2 separate regions of the Homo sapiens genome follow, and region 1 is linked to region 2. Evidence: chromatin contacts called from ENCODE Hi-C or POLR2A ChIA-PET data. All regions are on one chromosome and are shown on one strand. The core of a region is the stretch at or near the end of the contact, and the rest is flanking DNA. Distances in the headings are between cores, read along the strand shown.

Region 1 (5,208 bases), core at 1,047-3,546, 210 kb after region 2:
AGCCAGAGGCAGGTGGGCAGGCCCAGGGGGGCATCCAAGTGTGGCACTTTCTGCCTCCCCTTCGGCATCAGAGCAGTGGACTGCAGACAAAGAAAAAGGATATGGAAGAGATCAAAGAGCTGGTAACTGCAGGAATCTGAGAGGGAGATGCTGAGCCATCCATGTGTTCCCCCTGGAAGTCCCTAAGCCATGCCTTTTAAATTGTGAAACATTTGATCTTCTCTTTTTGTTCACATTTATCCCTGACCAACAGGGATAAGCCCCCAGGTGGAGTGTGGGCCAGCACTAACACCAGCGGATGGCCTCCCACAGCAAGACAGCCAATCCTCACGACACCAGCTAATCCAGCAGGAGGTCCAGTTGCTCACAGGCACTGCGAGCAACCCCTGTTGCCACCCACAGGGCTCAAAGCACACATCGCTTCCACAAACTACTGGCTGCATCGTGACTGTTCTTTAGCAGAGACAACCCCTTCACCCCTACATTTAGAGGGGACATAAATCTTTCCCTAGCTGACTCCTCAGTCCAGTTGTCCTCAAGGCTAATTCCCCATAACAGGGCCCCGTGCCCACCTGGATTCTACATGAGGTTGAGCTCCTGGTCTGGCTAACCACGTCACACTCATGTTGTGCAAATGGAGAAAAGGCATCACTTTCACTGTGAGTAGTGTTGACTCAGCAAAGGCTACAGACCTGTGGGATCCAAGAACAGAAGAAATAATGTCCCACCAATCCCAGGGCAACAAGCTGAGGTTAGATAAACTCCAGGACCAGGGACCAAAGAAACTTCATTAATTGTCATTTCCAAAGATCTAAAATCGGTCATAGACTGGAGCAGAACTGGTACGGTGAGGCCAAATCAGTATAACACCCAAAAAACCCACTTCCTGTGCTATCGTGCCACCCTCTTTTCATTTTGTTCCCCAGAGGCCTAGCAAAAAACAGTTACCAAAATGCCTCTTGAAAGAGTAGGTAATAACGTCCTAGAAGTCCAGGTGGTAGCTAACTTCTTGATTTGTATATCCCAGAAGGATACCAGGGAAAGTGAAAGGAGGGAGGCGGCGGGGGCGAAACGGGGAAAGCCAGAGAGTGCAAACAAAACAGAACAGGCACCAAGGACAAGCGGGCAACCAGGAGAGAACGAATGATGAGAGAACCTCACTAAGCAGCTACTCCTGTACTGAGCTCAGGAGGCTGGCTTCAAGGTGAGGACTCAGACTCCAGACTGGGACTCCAATTGCCTGGGTTTGACAGAACCAGGGAATTGGTCTCAGGAGCCCTCAAAAAAAAAAAAAAAGAGCCAAGTTAGAACTGGGGGACAGACAAATGGGGTGGCAGGACATGTGTGTACCTATGGTGGCTGGGCTCCTTTAAAAGCCTTTGCTCTCCACTGGGTCCACCCTGGGGCAGGGCTTAGTACTCAGATACACACCCAAGCGGCTCTACCTCAAAGCATTCCAGAAAAATGGGAATTTTACTGAAAGGCTTCCTGGAAAGGAGAACTTATGCCACCTCTCCTTTACCTCTAAAAATCTTCATACTACATTTCTTCCTCTCGTTTTCTCTTAGGTTTCCAGGCATATTCCCTCTCAATCCCTCCCTGCCCCCGGGAGCCTCAATTCTCCCAAGATATTTAGGTGTCTTCCCCAGTCTGCATACTCTACTAAGTAAACAAACTAACAAACAAAACCCTTGTTAGCCAGACAGTGGCCCCGCTAGGCAGACTCCTTCAGACTCAGTAGATCCCACCACAGATGTCAGGAAGAAAGAGAAGCAGGAGCTCCTTCTGTCTACTAGTGGCAAAGCAGCATTTTTATCCCCCAGGCTTCTGGGAAAGGAACCTTAAATGCCTTCTGAAAGCAGGTCTCAACCTCTCCCAACGGCTAGGCCTCCCTTTACAGCTCTTAATTGACAAGGAAGAAGAGAATGGGCAGCCTGGAGTCCAAGATCCTGCTCCCAAGCTACTGTCCTCGCTGTTCCACACCCGGCTCCTAGAAGCCAGCTTGGGTACCGGGTCAGTTTCCCGATTCTCCCTCCGTCGGCCTCGATCGCTCCGTGCAATGTGCCCCTCTCCTCATTAGCACCCACATTATCCAGGAATTCTGGGCCCTGGGGCCCCATCTCCTTGGTCCCCCACGCCAGGACCTCAGGCACCCTCTGTGCAGCTCCCTCATCCTCAGACGCCGGCTTCCCCCACTTCTGGGGCCCCCTGACCACCCAGGTCCAGCCCCACACCTAGTTCCCAACTCACCGGCCCCGCCGCAGCTGCCGCCGCCTCCCTGCGGAAACTCGCGGCTTCCCGGGAGCCGGAGGAGCAGTGACAGCAGCATCACTTCCGCCCGCGGCGCAGCCAATCAGCGCGGCGCCTGCGGCCCGGCGACCCCCGCGGGCCACAGCAACCGGCGCCCGGGGTCCGGCTCCCGCGGGCGGCCTACGCAGGCAGGGGCCGTGCGGGCGCTGGGGGCTGAACCCGCGGGCTCCGCCTCCCCGAGTCCTCGGGGCATCTTCCACATGGTCCCTCTTCAGAAGGCTCTCCTTCATGGCGTCCTCTGTAAAGGGCATTTCGGTTCCGACCTTTAAAAGCCACTCGTTGCTCTTCTCCTTCTGACCGCCATGGCCCCGACTGTCCCTGTAATCTTCCCAGAGGGGATCCTGCCCACCCAGGTCGCCTTCCTTCTCGCAGTCGGCTCTCCCTTCTTCCCCGCGCCCCGGGAGAGTCCACTTGTATCTCAGGGGTCTCCCGCAGCATCCCCGTGCCCCGGCGGCGCCAGCTGTCGCCGCCAGAGGGCGCCGTCGGGGGCGGCGCGGCGCCACCGCGGCCTCTCCTCTCGCGGCCGGAGCCTCGCCCCCTCCGCTCGTGCCGCCGGAAGTGGGAGGTGCCGCGCGCGGGCCGGCGCTCGACCCCTCCCCCCGTGGCTCGGCCGCCCCCTCCCCCCGCTCCGCCCGCTCAGGTGCGTCCCGTCCCTCCCCCACTTTCCTCCCGGGGGCGCGGCGCGGGAGGTGTGTGCGGGGCGAGCGTGGGTGGGGGTTGCGGGGCGAGGGCCGGGCATGGGGGTCGGGTGGGGGGCGTGGAGGGTGCTGTGAGAACCGAGGCGGGGGTCCCGGCCTAGAAGTGGGACGGGGGGGTGGCTGGCAGCGGGGTGGGGGGACCGAGGGGAAGGGGTGGAGGGGGGTCTGGTCCGAGCCAGCGGCCAGCCTAGCAGTCCCCTGTGGGGGGTGGCCAAGGCCACCCAGCGCCGCTTCCCCCCATTGTCCCCTTCCCGTCTGTCCCCTGTTCTCGCCCGAGGACCCGTGGCTCCGGCGCCCCTGCTTCGCTGGTGGTCGCCCCGGGTTGCGGAGTTCTTTTTGGTACACTCGACCCTCCAGCCAGCTGTTCCTACCCGCGCCACGGGCTCTCTAGCCACGGAGTTGCATGCATGGCCCTTGTCCTGGGGTTTCGTTCACCGGGCGCAGAGGACCCCCCAGCCCTGGGCTATGTTGGAGACGGGATGTTTGCACCTGAGGGAGCAGCAATGGCGGTTTGGGCCCATTTTCTCCCAGGAGCTTTGTATAATGAGGGAAACTGAGGCACAGAGGGTCTGTGGGCTGTGACTGAGGTGTTGACACAGCCCCATCTACCTATCTGCCCTATGCGCTCTTCAGTGTTCCGGGGGGGAATACGTGTGATGCTGTTAAAATAAAAGCAAGAATGCAAACTAACCCGATGTTCATCCCCACCTCCCAAGTATTTTGATTTTCTTTTCTCCTCATAAGGTCATAAGTTTGCTCTGCGGCATAAAAGATGACCTTTTGATTTTTAAAAAAGGCGTCCGTCCCAGTTCCCTTACTTGTGTTACCATGTTTTTTACCTTGACTTTTTCACGCTAGAGAACCCAGGATTCTTTTTTGCACCACTAGTCACTCTGAAGAGTCTGTTCTTTGCTCAGTTAGTGGGTATCAGGCCTTTCCCATCTGTGGGGAGCACGCTGACAGTAAAATATGCACCCTGGATTGCCCAGTATTGCATTACTTGTTGACTTACAGGCAGACACCTCCAAAAACTTCCCTTAAATTAATGGAGAATGCTTTGAATGTAACAGCCATAAAGTGATTTAAAAACATGAGATCTGATTGATACTAGGCCGAAAAGTACGTCTTTTATTAAAAATGATAGCAGACAAGGTAGGCCTGGGACCACTTGGAAGATCCTGGCAGACTAAGATGTATTGTTTGAAATGACTACATTTCTGCCAAAAGTGAAAATAAGATCTTTGCACAGACTCCTAGATATTTATGTAAATACAGTGACTCCTGAGGATTGCTGCCCACTAGGACACTAGGACTTTGCATACAATGTCTCTTTTAGTACTCTTAAGTATTTTCTCCCGGAGCCCAGGTTTTTGTGTTTCTTTACTGCGACAGCTCTGTTGTGTGGACATTCTGAGGGGGGAGAGATACATTTGTTTTAAACTTTGGAAACTTGTAGCCTGTAATTTGTTTCTGAATGTACAGAGCATAATGGCAGCGTCTGAGGTTGCTGGTGTTGTGGCCAATGCCCCCAGTCCTCCGGAATCTTCTAGTTTATGTGCTTCCAAATCAGACGAAGGTCTCCCAGATGGTCTAAGGTAATGTGTGGACTCCTGACTGGGAAGATTCATTTGGGTAAAGGGTTTTTGAGATGGTCTTGTGTAGCTGGTCTTTCTTTTTGGCTCTGATGGCACTGCACTAGCTTTTTAAAGGTACAGGACTGTCTGATCTATCTTTGTATTTCTGGTATCCAACACAGCACCTGATACTCAGCAGGCATGCTAAATGTTTGGGGAATAAATAGAATAGAATACATGGGGTCAAACTCATTAAAAAATGCAAACATTTTCCAGCCCTTTCCTACGTGGACTGTATGTTCATTTAACCATATGTTTATATGTTATATATGAGAAATGTTATATCAGTATGTGTACATGGATATCTAAATATGTATACATACAGATACACAATTACCCAAACTTATATCTCATAGTAGCTAATATGATACATTGTTATGTACAGTGTTGAACTAAATTAGCTATATAGTCATCCCACAGTATATGCTGGAGATTGGTTCCAGGACCCCTACTGAGGATACCAAAATCTATAAATGCTCAAGTCCCTTACATAAAATGGTGTAGTATTTTATCTGGGATAGGCATATGCCCACCCTACTTAAAGCTATTAAAAAGATAAAAAATAA
Region 2 (5,191 bases), core at 151-2,650:
GACAGAGTCTCGCTGTTTCCCAGGCTGGGATGCAGTGGCGTGATCTTGACTCACTGCAACCTCTGCCTCCCGGGTTCACGTGATTCTCCTGCCTCAGCCTCCTGAGTAGCTGGGACTACAGGCGCGTGCCACCACGCCCGGCTAATTTTTGTATTTTTTAGTACAGACGGGATTTCACCGTGAATCCAGGAGGCGGAGGTTTCAGTGAGTTTAGATACACCACTGTACTTCAGATTGGTCAACAGAGAGAGACTCCGTTTAAAAAAAAAGAAAAAAAGGAAGAGAAAAGGAAAGCAAATAAAACAGTTTATTGATACTATTGAGCCATAAGGAGCTACACTATTTGTACTTGAAAGATAACAGCCATTCAAAGCTGTACCTTCCCCAAAGAAAAGCCCCACCTCAACCACATCAACTGCTACTAGCTAAATAAAAACATACAACCTTCCAAACCCGGGGTTTGACGAATGAGCCAGATGAAACTACACATTCATTTGCTCGAAAAAGTAAGTGTAACAGCCAACTCAGCCGTTTATCAGAAGGCACAGGCCCTTGAGAAGAGCATCATGGGTCGCGGTGATATTTGTATGTGTATATGTGCATATATATATACACATACATATATCTCCATGGTTCCTGGCTTAAAGCTCCTATATAACCCTTGTAATTTCCTAAGTGACTTTGGTTAAAATACTGTATTCGGCCTCTTGCCACTGGTTCCTGAACAGCTCCAGAGTGATAAAAGCAAAAGACAGTCTTTTGCTATTTATAACAAGCCCCTTTCAACCACACCTGAGCTTATGTTAATGAGATGATTTTTGCAAAGTCCCTAGATAACCACAGGACTGGTGGCCAATTGCCAGGGGAATCAACCCTGTGCTCATACAGTTAGAACTCAAAACCCCACCCTCAACCTCCAGGGAAAGGAGAGGGGCTGAAGGTTGCACTGATAACCAATGGCCAATGACTTAATCAATCATGCTTACCTAATGAAGCCTCCATAAAAACCTAAAAGGGGGCATCCAGGAGAGTGAAGAGGAACACATCCACTTGCTGGGAGGGTGAGGCACCCCAGCTCTACCGGGATGGAAGCTCCTGCGTTCAGTACTCTTCCAGGCTTTGCCCTGGGTATCTCTTCATCTGGCTGTTCACTTGTGTCCTTTAAAACATCCTTTCTAATGAACTGGTCAGTATGTTTCCTGAGTTCTGTGAGCCACTCTAACAATTTCATGGAACCCAATAAGGGGATATTGGGAAACCAGTTTATAGCCAGCAGGTCAGAAGCACAGGTAAAACCACCTGGAGCCTGTGACTGGCACTGAAGACTGGGGACAGACTTGTGGGACTGAGCCCTCAATCTGTGAGATCTGACGCTATCTCCAGGTAGACAGTGTCAGAACTGAACTGAACTGAACTGCATTAGAGGACACCAGCTGGCAGCTGCTGCAGAACTGGTTGACTGCTTGGTGTGTGGGGACACACTCCCACACATTTGGTCACAGAAGTATTTTGTGTTGAGAGTACAGGAGAAACCAATTCTGTTATTCCTATATTCTAGGAGTCATCCACAGTCATTCGAGCAGTTTCTACACGAGAGAAGAAAGTCTACTGCATCGTAGTAAAAAATAAACATTAAACCTTCAGAACTATTTGCACAAAAGAAAAATGGAATCACAGGTCAGGTGGGGAAGGAGTGGTGCTTATCAAAGGTCAGCCACTTAGTACAAATTTGCTAAACTGCCTTGGTCAGAGCACATTGTCAGAACCCCACTCTTTCCACAGAATTTTCCAAACATTAACCCATGTCCGTAGCACGCTGATGAGGTAAATGATGTTTTACAGATAGGGAGGAACAAAAAAGTGAGGGCCTGGCTGAGCCAATATTCTCTCTGCCTTTTAGTTAGCATACAGATCTCTGTTTATTATTCTAGAAAGCTGTTCTCAATTTCACACATAGGGGATTATGTTTTAAGATGTAAAGTCTATATAAGGGCTGCTTTGCTTACCACTATCTTTGTCAACCATTATCAAAAACTCCATTAATTAAGCTAGGCACCATGGTGTGCACCTATAGTCCCAGCTACTCAGGAGGCTGAAGCAGGAGAATCCCCTAGGAACTCGAGTCCTGTCTGGGCAACGTAACAAGACGTCATCTCTAAAAAAACAGAATAAAATAAAATAAATCTGGGCACAGTGGCTCACACCCAACACTTTGGGAGGCCGAGGCAGGAAGATCATTTCAGCCAACGTGTTTGAGACCACCCTGGATAGCACAGTGAGCCTCTGTCTCTACAAAAAAAAAAAAAAAAAAAAAAAAAAAAAAAAACCTAAAAATAACAAAATAACAAATAAAAAATAAAAATAATCCATAAATTAGTTAAGAAACCAGCTTTTGAGCACCTTCTACCTGTAACAACAGGCCTGCCTACAAAGAAAATATTAGTTTTAAGTAAATCCTACTTTATTTTATTCTACCCATTGCTACAGAAACAAAGATCTGATCATTTTGTAGTTGGGTATGTCAAAATCTTTTTATTATACAAGTAAATGTGTCTAGAGATTGACTGGAAAGAGGCACAAGGGAACTATCTGGGATATAGAGATTTTCTCTATTGATTAAGGTGGTGGTTATAATAATTCATCAAATCTCATTAAACTGTATATTTAATATCTATGCATTTCCTGGTATATAAATTTTACCTAAAAAGTTTAAGAGTCAAAGACAATTATTTAATAGTGAAACCCCTGAGTTGGGAAACACAAAGGGTAAACCCCATATAATTAAAAAAAGACAAAAAGCCTAACTGAAAAAACATATTCTTTCCTTTGGTCTACATTTCAACTTCTGTGTACTGATTAATTCTTGAAAAATCAAATACCCATGGGGCTTTCATAACACCACTAAGCAGAAAGGAGAGGGTCTCAGGGCAGAGTGGACACTTTCATCTGCCTGTGAGCATATAAACCACATTCATCAACTAGAGCTGCCCCATCCATCAGCCAAAGCAAAAACAAACTGTCCTTGTGTCAAAACGCAACATAGAAAGTCACCCTGTGATATCTCCTCTGAGACGGGTTAAGAGAAGAAGAAATGAATTGAAATCTCATTTATAACCACACGGCCTAAATTAGTCTCTCATAGTCATCAATGAGATGCTTATCAGATTGTGGAGGGCAAGGGAGGAAATGTGAAGAAGTTAAAAAAAAAAAAAAGGTACAAATGTAAGTAACTAATATTGTAAGTGAAAAACCCACTTCCATCTTACCACACAGGTTTATTTTGTTCAGAAACAAACGCAAAGTGAATACATAACTGGATCTATTTCAAGGGTTAATATAATAAAAATACCTTTACTCTGGAAGCAAAAAGAGTTCCTTCTTGATAGAAATGCCAGGTTTAACCATTGGCAGATTGTAGAAAACACAAATGACAACTAAGATAACTAGTGTGGGCTAAACAATAACATTTTCACTTTTTGAAATAACTCCAAGGCAACTCCAAAGTCAATCATTCTTATTAGCAGTTGTTGAGGCCCAGAAACCGATACCTCAAAATATGGCACTTTGACATGCTGAACTGTACAATCCTCAAGGCCTCTCTGACCATCCCCTCACCACCCCCAAAGCACAGGGAGAAGTTGTTCTCTGAAGTTCCCTTATCTGCCTAAATCTGGACCTGCCAAAGAAGAAAATAGTTATCTCTGTCCCTTCCCCGAGTTTTCATTAACTGAACTAATATTGCAGGAAGAGAGACTGAAGTATGTCAATACACCTGATGATTTTTTTTTTTTTTTTTAGACAGGGACTCACTCTGTCGCTCAAGCTGGAATCACAATCACAGCTCACTGCACCCTTGACCTACTGGGCTCAAGTGATCCTCTAGTCTCAACCTCCCTGGTAGATGGGACTATAGTCATGTGCCACTATGCCCAGCTAATATTCTTAAAAACAAACAAACAAACAAACAAACAAACAAAAAAAAAAAAATATATATATATATATATATATATTGCACACTGCACTATGCCAGTGCTTGGGAGTAACTTTTATCTTTTTTTTGACACAGGGTCTCTCTGTGTCACCCAGGCTGGAGTGCAGTGGCGCAATCTCACCTCACTGCAACCTCCGCCTCTAGGGTTCAAGTGATTCTCCCACTTCAGCCTCTCAAGTAGCTGGGATTACAGATGTGCGCCACCGTGGCATAACTAATTTTTTGTATTTTTAGTAGAGACGGGGTCTTGCTATGTTGGCCAGGCTGGTCTTGAACTCCTGGCCTCAAGTGATTCACCTGCGTTAGCCTCCCAAAGTGCTGGAATTACAGGCATGAGCCACCACACCCGGGCCTGGACAGACTTTTGTCACAAACCACTATCTGCTCTGTAGGCCCAAAAAACTTTGTCCCAGACCACTGTATATTCTCCAAGCCCACTGAATAACTTTAAAAATCATTTACTAGCCCTGTAAAATCATCCATACCTCCCCATCTCCCTTCCTCTAAAAACAAGGGTACATAAGCATCTGTACCCCACTGGGTTGTGGGCAATCTCTCTGTGATTTTCCTCCATACATGTTAATAAAAATGTTTATGCCTTTTCTCCTATTAATCTGACTTTTGTCAGTTGATTTTCAGCTAACCTCAAAGGCGGAAAGGAAAACTCCCCTTTCACTCCTACACAGTCTTTAAAAAAAAAAAAAAAAAGCATTACCAATATTGGCTGCATAAATATACTAATAATAACACATGCTCATTTCTGCCATTGTGCCTCTTTTCCCTAAAGATTACTAAAAATAGCCACCTTAGCAAAGAAGAATAAAGACTATCTTGGAAGATAAACAGGGCTTCAATAATGCCCCATAACTCTAAACTGATGTAAGCCTGCAACAGCTGTAAAGTCATCAGGGATTCATCAGGTAACACCACCAAAGTTAAGGTTGCAATATTTTACAAACTCACAGGCTGAAAAATTCCTTAAAAACCATCTGGCTGGGCATGGTAGCTCACACCTGTAATCCCAGCACTTCGGGAGGCCAAGGCAGTTTGTTTGCTTGAGCTCAGGAGTTCAAGACCAGCCTGGGCAACATGGCAAAACCCCAACTCTACCAAAATATACAAAAATTACCCAGGCGTGGTGGCATGTGCCTGTAGTCCCAGCTACTTAGCAGGCTGAGGTGGGAGGATCACTTGAACCCA

The links. Hi-C counts contacts between places; a loop is a spot of excess contacts on that map. ChIA-PET counts read pairs that join two places held with the same protein, here RNA polymerase II (POLR2A). Pooled maps may share reads with other maps.
Region 1: a pooled map shows a loop between it and region 2 (8-fold over the local background). The contact joins the promoter of PCSK7 here to the enhancer-like site in region 2. A Hi-C loop is called at or near these places in 8 of 50 pooled maps. POLR2A ChIA-PET finds 5 or more read pairs at or near these places in 2 of 52 experiments (Panc1 and activated CD4-positive, alpha-beta T cell).

What each region holds. Positions count from the first base shown.
Region 1 is chr11:117,229,777-117,234,984 of GRCh38, forward strand. PCSK7 (proprotein convertase subtilisin/kexin type 7) reads right to left here and starts at 2,297. Exons shown (of 17, transcript NM_004716.4): 1 at 2,251-2,297; 2 at 573-692; 3 at 1-80. The coding sequence starts at 68. It overlaps RNF214 (ring finger protein 214), which reads left to right and starts at 2,895. Exons shown (of 15, transcript NM_207343.4): 1 at 2,895-2,950; 2 at 4,491-4,603. The coding sequence starts at 4,497. RefSeq lists enhancers at 986-1,225, 2,095-2,144 and silencers at 2,335-2,484, 2,695-3,034.
Region 2 is chr11:117,019,636-117,024,826 of GRCh38, forward strand. All of the region lies in intron 1 of SIK3 (SIK family kinase 3), which reads right to left. Among named protein-coding and RNA genes, the nearest start is that of SIK3, 76 kb to the right of the region's middle. RefSeq lists an enhancer at 1,425-1,534. Within about 2 kb of position 1,401, at least 7 of the 41 ENCODE cell types and tissues checked have a DNase peak (open chromatin) inside an H3K27ac peak, as active enhancers do.